2 separate regions of the Homo sapiens genome follow, and region 2 is linked to region 1. The links are chromatin loops, found by intact Hi-C in ENCODE. Cell type or tissue: mammary epithelial cell. All regions are shown on one strand. Each heading gives the region's core, and the rest is flanking DNA. Links, peaks and the distances in the headings are about the cores only.

Evidence for each region. Peaks named below come from ENCODE experiments on the same cell type or tissue, not always from the same donor. Only the 100,000 strongest peaks of a DNase experiment are listed, where the experiment ranks them.
Region 2: a loop joins it to region 1, with 7 times the contacts of the local background. A loop is called at or near these places in 10 of 110 quality-filtered maps.

The regions. Positions count from the first base shown.
Region 1 is chr3:94,067,092-94,071,502 of GRCh38, forward strand. All of the region lies in intron 2 of NSUN3 (NOP2/Sun RNA methyltransferase 3), which reads left to right. Among named protein-coding and RNA genes, the nearest start is that of NSUN3, 6.2 kb to the left of the region's middle. In mammary epithelial cell, for the core only: a CTCF peak has its summit at 2,337 (motif pointing left); no DNase peak of the experiment used is centred there.
Region 2 is chr3:93,839,587-93,843,997 of GRCh38, forward strand. It overlaps the pseudogene RNU6-488P. Among named protein-coding and RNA genes, the nearest start is that of PROS1, 130 kb to the right of the region's middle. In mammary epithelial cell, for the core only: a CTCF peak has its summit at 2,305 (motif pointing left); a DNase peak (open chromatin) is centred at 2,195; H3K4me3 peaks cover 370 bases; H3K27ac peaks cover 738 bases.

The DNA.
Region 1 (4,411 bases), core at 296-4,295:
CAGAAGGGCTTGTGACTAAAAGCTGTATGGACAGTCAATCATATATACGTGACCAAGCCCCAATAAAAAGTGGATACCAAGGCTTTGGTGAGTGTCCCTGGTTGGCAATACTCTTGTGCATACTGTCATACATTACTGCCAGCAAAAGTTGACCTCGTTGATGATTCCGTTGGAGAGGACAGCTGGAAGCTTCATGCTTTGAATTGTTGTGAATTCTGCACTATGAGTCTCTTCCTGTGATTGTTTTTAATCTGTATGCTTTCATTATAATAAACTGTGACTATAACTGTGATTATAACAGCTTTCAGTGAGTTCGGTTGTGTCCCAGTGAATAATCAAACCTGAGAGTCATCCTTGGAATCCCTGAACTTGTAATTGGTGTCAGAAGTGAGAGTTGTCTTTGAGACTCAACTACCCTGCCCCCTTTTAATTTGGATCTTTTTAAAAAAATTCTCTACTGCTGCCATTCACTTAGACCTTCCCAATCTCTTATCTGGCATATTGCAACAGCCATGTTTAGTACTTACCTGTTTGCTTATTTTAGCAACCACTTTTATGGCACTATGTACCAGTCAATGTTGTAATCACTTTATGAATAATAACAATCCTATGTACAACCCTCTGAAATAGTTATTTCCATTTATATATAGGAAAGCTGAGGCACACAGAGGTTAAGTAACTTGCCCAAGTATACACATCTCACACTTTAACTTGCCCAAGTATACACATCTAACACTTTGAAGAGCCTTGAGAGTTTGTTGTACCCACTCTGTCATGCTGTTTCTCGGTGCTACCAAATTCCATTGTGTCACACCTTGAGTACAAACCTTTGCTCCCCAGAAGTCTGCAGTATTATGTTTGGACTAAAAATCTTATCTTTCTGGGCAGGCTCCTTCATGCCTTTGGGACTGGCTATGCTGTTCTTCTGCTAGGAATGCCTTTTTCCCTTCTCCCTCTGTGCAGTAGTGTGGGTTCAAATCCCACCTCTGCATCTTGTAGCATATGACCTAGGTGAGTTAATATCTCTGTGCTCCATTGTCCTCGTCTGTAAAATGGGGAAAAAATAGTATCTATTTCATATAATCATTTGGGAAGATAAAATGAATTTGTGTATATACAATGTGAATGGAATGTTGTTTGACGTATAGTAAGGACTTCATATGCATTAGCATTATTTTTGTTACTATGATTAACCACTTCATCAAGCCTTCTGTATGTCCCTTGGCAAAATTAGTTTTGCCCTTCGTGTATCCATTGCATTTTGTTGATAGAGCTATTGTGATTCTTTCAAGGTTTTATCGTCATAATTTACTAACTTGCTTATCTTTTTCCTGACAAGGGAGGGTTTTGAAGAACCAATACCTTGAGACTTGGGCAAGTCTTCTGCTTATTCCCAGTTTTGTCAGTGTTTGTGTACTAGGCATTGTGCTAAGCACTGAGAATACAAAAATGGACTGTATATATCCTGCCCTCAAATACATGTATGATTAATTGGATAATTAATGGATACTTAATAAATGTATGATTAATATAAGCATTAATTAGAAATATTTATTAACTGTGGAAATTTTACATGTACTTTATAGAAAGCAAAACAAACAGACCATATAAGTCTGAACTGTCTGCAACATCTTTTTTTTTTTGGACACTCTCCTCACTGACCGAGAGTTCACATACAGAGAGGAAAAAAAAATACACACACACACACACACACACATACACACACACAACCTGATAATATTACCATAATCTGTGAAGGATGTAGACTGAGGTGGTTAAGAAAGAGAGAAATGAACCAGTATCTAGATTTCTATATTGTCCTATATGTTGGCTTTACACACATTTTCAGCCTTAATCTGTGCAAATCTCTGTGAAGAAGTAACTTTTAGACACTTTAAAGTCAGAGGTTAGAACAATTGATAGGTATCTTGTAGTTGTGGCAAATTCAGTCCTGTGACTTAAAAGTCCACGCCTTTTCCTATACCATCTGTGCTGCTGTGAAGGGTCCAGAGTTGCATCCTTCCAAATGTATGCTCAGATCCCGTAGTATGAAGGACTCTTATGTTCAGGATTTTTAGCCTTTTGATGTTCCACCAGAAACGCAAAGGATTTCCTATCTGAGGTACAGTGAATAACAAATCTGGACATAAATTGCCCTTCTGTGAGATACAAGGAAGATCCATTGCCAAAATAGAATAGGAAGCCATCAGCTCTTCGTTAGCATCTCTGAGGAGTAAAAATAAAATGACTCAAAAACATACTTTGGTGCATTTCCATAAATTGATTTGTTTTTCATTTCTAACTTTTAAAAGAGTTGAATGAGCACCCTCTAGTGGATAATAATAGCACTAAATCAAGGAATTTCTCTTTTTTAGCTATGGAAATTTAAATAGGTTCTGTAATCTACAGGGTTATATTAATTGTGTTTAACAATTTCTAGATTAAATGATATTTTTCATCTTCGTCACTAGGACGGAAGGTAGGGTGGAGAGTAGAGTAGTAGGAAAAAAGAATAAAGTCACAGAAAAGTTGAATGAAAATTATACTATCAAATAATAAACATTATCGAAATGATACATTATACAGTTTTGCAAAATTTTAACTTAACTAGCTTTTAATTTTTTAATGCTTTAATTTTGTTAAAATAGTAAGTAGTTCAGAGAGCCTTGAATCAGAACTCCAATTTTATTCATTTACTCCAGGATTTAGGCCCCAGGCACTTAGCCAAGGAGAAAAATAAGTCAAGGCTCCCATATAAATGAGTTAGGGAAATGGGTAAGCAGGCAGGGTGACACACAGTGTGATATATTAGTTTAGCTTCATTAACTGTTTCTCAAAATTCAGTTATTCTTGTGTACCATCTGTCTAGTTTTACTTAATTTTTTTTTGGTCAGTTTTAATATTTTTCTTTTGTTTCTTAGGAATTTTTCTTTTGTTTCTTAGGAATTTATTTTTCTTTTGTTTCTTAGGAATTTAAGCTTATTTTATATCATTATCAGTAAATAGATGTGCCTAGCCTATAGTTGACAGACGGTGTATTTTTAGAGAATGAATGAATGTTGACAAGAAGATAATATACGATGGCTCACACCTGTAATTCCAGCACTTTGGGAGGCCAAGGCAGGAGATTTGCTTGAGGGCGGGAAGATTGCTTGAGGACAAGAGTTCAAGACCAGCATGGGCAATATAGCAAGACCTCATCTCTAGAAAAAATAAGCAATTAGCTGGGTGTGGTGGTGCGTGCCTGTAGGCGCAACTACTTGGGAGACTGAGGTAGGAGGATCGCTTGAGTCCAGGAGGTCGAGGCTTCACTGAGCCATGATCGCACAGCTGTACGCCAGCCTGGGTGACAGAGTGAGACCTTGTCTCTAAAAAAAAGAAGACAAAACAGACTTAGCATGTTGGAGGGAGGAGCAACAATGAGTGAGAAATAGAAAGACTTTTCAAGGGGGTATGTAGGCTCAGGCAAGTGACCGCAGTCAGTTTTCACATCCTCAACTTTCATGTATTCTCTTTCAGAAAATTACTCTGCCCCTCTGTACATAAGGGGGCACATATTCTCCTTTCCCAACCTGCCTTTCTCCAATTTCCCTTCACCCTTTTCACAAAAAGAAAGGCACACTTGCACCATTCTGGCTTCTATGCTATGTTCCTCCAGGTATTCAAAACCTCCATATGCCAGAAACTATTGGAGTGTCAGTGTGAGAAAGCAAATGACTAACAGATTCTCTGACAAGTCAGGTGGTTTCCAAGTTTTGCTTTCAACAAAAGTAAAGGAGCCTTGATTGAGATGTCAGCTATCAATTCATTTAAGACATTTTTGATGATAGGTTGCTAAGTGATTTGGGGATATAACTCCAAAAGAATTCAAAGTAAGAAACATTGCTATAACAAAATATATTTAATTCTCATCCACTTATTTAACTGAAGGTTTTTCTCAGCTTTTATAAAAAACACAAAATAGGCATAAAAATGATGTTGAATCCTGACTGATTTTATTATAGTAAGAAGTAATATTCATTTATGGATATATGGAAACAAAAGCTCATTTCATTAAGTATCCATTTCTTACCAATTTTTACTTTTATAAGTTGTTTTGATCGGTTTTGTACTAATAATATTATTGATCCCTGAATCCAGAAGTTACCATTTTAACACTTAGAGATTTAAGACCACAGGAAAAACAAATTTAGTACATACACATGTGTATATGTGGGGGCTAGAGAAGCATGATAGGGTGATAAAAAGATTTCAAGCATGAAAATATATTAAGATGAAGTTATATGAAGTAGAATGTAAATAAAAGAGGAAAACGAGCAGCATAAAATTTCCACCTGTTAAAGATGAGTCAGTCTATGAATTTTTAAATGGATGATGATGGGTATCAAAATCATTATGATATTTAGTTTCC
Region 2 (4,411 bases), core at 267-4,266, 230 kb before region 1:
TCAAGCTGGTTATAGTGGTGTAATTATCATGACCAAATAGATGAGGATGACAGGATGAAGCAACAGTTCACATATGCTTATTTTGGCTCCATATTTAAAGCTATTGAAATGAAAATATTGATATTACTTTTAATGGGGATAATCTTTCATGCTGAGGATAGAGAAATTTCAGGATAGTCAGACTAAGCAGCATTTAAGAAGTGAGGTATGACTTCCAAGATCAATATGTAAGTGGGTCACAAGTTTATTTACATACAGTTTGCATGTGTCTATAATAACCATGCAATCTATTCCCAAATAACTTCAGATTGATGTTTATTACTGTATCCCTTGAGGTTGTAATTTGATAATAGTGCATTTCCTCCTGTATTTCCTATAATTCTCATCTGTCTTTGAGAAACTAGAATTCCAATTTAAGAAAAAGGGAGAAGAGAGGAGAGAGAAAAGGAAATGAAAGGTTGAATGAGGCAGAGAAAGGAGATAAGAGGAAGGGTAAAATTTTCTATGAGTCCTTTCTCTGTAGCTTTTACTTTTGCACACACAAGTGATTTAAGGGAGCAATCTAAACAGAGAACAGACTAATCCAAAGATAAAATTAGAATAGACAACATTTCCTTATTTTAATAGACAAGCTCTGTGATTCTGCGTACGGTATAGTTTATGCATACAAGTAAGGTAGTAAAGGGAAACAGATCGATAGTCCATTCTCAGAAGCATCCACAGGACAACTAGGAGTTCTGTGCTTAGTTTTCAAATGCCAGAAGATTTTTTTGTAACTACAGGAATTTGTTTCAATAACTGATTTTCCCAAAAAGGCTCAGGAAACACATAATGTCAAGTAGGGTCAAACAATGAAGACAGGGTATGCAACTCGGCTTGGGTATGTTTAAGATAAGCAAAAGTAATGTAGAAGAGCAAGATGGTGTACTTAGATTATATAGATATTTGGAATTTCTATTATTCAAAGGGAAACCTCAAAAAACTGGTAGAAATATTTTCCCCATAGAATGAATTCTTGGACAGTATGAATACCTGTCACAGGCAGAACTAACTGAAGCATTTTTGAAAACTTGAACAAGCTGCTTGAAAACACAACAATAAAAAGAAATAAGGTGCCATGAAAAATGTACAAATAATAAGAATAAATATTTTCTGTCCCTACATGTCATGAGTACAGTATAGATTACAAGATTTAACTCTTTTATAACTAATCAAATACATCTTATTTACTTTCTGTTGCCTCATTTCTCTTTTAAAATATGCATACTCCTATCTATTGATTTTATTTCACTTTGGTTGATAGGAGTATAACCACTGACCTGAAAACTGTCCCCTTCTAAAAGATAACTCCCATGATTTTCCACTTGTCTTGAAATTTTAATATCTAGGTTACATTTTTCATCATTAAAATAGTTATTTAGTTTATTAGTAACCTCTGAAGGATGTCTTGAGCATTAATAATGAGTGGAAAAACACTATAGAAATTATTATTTTTGCAAGAGCTGTATAAGTTAGTGAGGGGTTAATGCTACTTTATGCCTACTGATTATAATATATAATTATATATAGCCTGGCTATATATATTATATAGCTACTTTATGCCTACTGATTATAATATATAATTATATATAGCCTGGCTATATATAATATATATATATATTATAATATATAATTATATATAGCCTGGCCATTCTTTCAATTAAAATAAAGCCAAAGCAATGTCTTTAACATATACCTGCTTTCACTGAATAGTAACAATTCTATCAGTCTGTGGTGAAAGGGAAAATCTCAATATTAAGGACATAAATTGACAATATTTTCAATACGAAAGATGTTCCATGGAATAGGGACGCATTCGTGGGGTTTATTTATTTATTTATTTATTTATTTATTTTTCGAGACGGAGTCCTGCTCTGTCACCCAGGCTGGAGTGCAGTGGCAGGATCTAGGCTCACGGAAACCTCCTCCTCCTGAGTTCAAGCAATTCTCCTGCCGCAGGCTCCCAAGTAGCTCGGATTACAAGCACCCGCCACCATACTCGGCGCTAATTTTTGTATTTTTAGTAGAGACGGGGGTTTCACCATGTTGGCCAGGATGATTTCGAACTCCCGGCCTCGTGATCCGCCCGCTTCGGCCTCCCAAATTGCTGGGATTACAGGCATGAGCCACCGGGACCGGCCACATTCGTGTTTTAAGAGGATACTTTCGGTCATTGCGCAGTCTGAAGAGTCATTTTACTTTGCTTTCATTTATAAGACATTCATGTACTGCCATCGTGTGGTCAATCCAGCACACATCAGCTTATTTGAAATGGTATGAAAAGTCAAGGAAAAAAAAAAAGACTGTGCTATTTGTTTTGGTTCATGCTGATAGCCTTCATCTTGCCAAAAAGAGCTTAGCAAAAGAGTTAGCTGGAATATACCATAGATGTAAACCCAAGCACTTTTATTTACCAGAGGACCCAGGCAGTGTGTGTTTGAAGTCAGAACCAAGTCAATCTAGCTGATAAAACCACAGGGAGCAAATAATATTTATTTCCTGTTTAATATTCTGGATATTTCATATAGAAGATCTATCAAAAGTTCGAAGTTGTGTTATTTATATAACTTTTTCCAAAATCACAAGTTACAGTTAAAATGATATTTTATAACTGTAGTGCCTTTTTAATGCAACTAAAAAAAGCTGTGTGCATAAATGGACAAATATAAGTGCAGATACAGGGGAAGTCAAAGCAATTTAAATTGGAAACGTTAAACACACAGCACAAGATCATACTTTTCTCGTTTAGATAATTTCATCTGTCTTCAAGAGTACAAAATCAAATGAGGTCCAACTCCCTTCTACTTAATTTTTAGTATCATCTCTAATACTGAGGGTGGGTGTAATCATTCAAATCGTAATCATGATGAAATTATTTAATGGATTCATATCTTATAAATTAAAATCTTTCTTCCAGTCAGAACATGAAAATCAAAAGCTCTATTTGATAAAAGAGTAATTCTGGATTTAAATACAAAAGTTCTTATATTGTAAAGCCCTTAAATTGTTTTCCAGAAATAAAACCTTTTCAACATTTAAATATAGCAAGAACTACAGGGAAGCATAATTCTATTAATGACTTCTTTCACCTTAGAAAGTATCAGATGAGCTAATGAATTTTCTACCTTCAACTGATAGTTTTAGAGAGAGAAATATCATTTCAACTCTCATATCTTTATGTATTGTTTCAAGAAATGCCAAATGCCTTTCAAAATATTATCTCAGCATGTAAGATTTAAATACACCAACAAATTTTATGAGACAAAATCCTAATTTACTTTCCTTCTTTCCCTTTTTTATTGAACACTCACCACAAATTTCTTATTAGATGAAACATAAAAAGTTATCAACAAATATAAAATCAGCCTAAACGTAACTATCAGTCTAAATTTTGGTCTTAAATTATCACTAATTTTATAACTTTCTTCCATTTAATACAGTGACTTCCTGCATGTTCATGAGTTTATAATGGTCATATAAAATAACTTTTCTCTCATGACCTTTAGTAGGAAAGAAAGATATTTGTATATGAGAGAAAAAGAACTAATAAGTAAATATTTTAATGAAGAAAGAAAAAATGTATTGAGTAGAAATGAAGATTATCCAATCTAAAGATTAGATATGCACTTTTTTTGGTTATGAGTTTCTATTATGGAAAACAAAACAAACTCAGTAAATAGACATATTAAAACAGGTAGAAGCCTAGCCAAATTTTGACACTCTTAAAAGACTTAATAATGAAAAGAGATAGGTCCACGATTAAGACCAGTCTACACATTATTTAATTGCCTGCCAATCCGGGAAAAATTGAATTTAGTCACCATTATTACATGTGGTTCAACACGAGTGTCTTGGAAGTTGCTTATGATAGGGCTACAAATGAAAGTGTCCTAAATTTTTAACCCTCATGAAGATATGATGGACAACCAGAAGATCTAGCTACAGGCAACATCAAGGAAGGAGCACTGGTCAGCTTCATAAATACAAGTCTGTTTTCTAGGGAGAAGGAAGAATGGAAGCAATCTTAGTCAATATTCTTTTGACTGCAAGTACAGAAACTCATTTGAGATAGTTTACACAAAAAAAGGGTATGCATTCTGTAGATATAAGTGTATAGTGCTACTCAAAGAATGATTTAGTGTTTGCCTTGGCAGTGCATATACTAAAATTAGAATGATACAGAGATTAGTGTGGCCCCTGTGCAAGGATGACACGTTCTAAAAATTTATTAATATTTAAAAAAAGATCTAAAAATCATGATGGAATTTGGTATAGAATTTGAGATGAAGCATTTAGAAAGTTGTGAGCAATTTGAGAAAGCAGTTTTTTGCCTGCTGATTCTTTAATAAAAAGGCATGGTCGCTGTGTGATT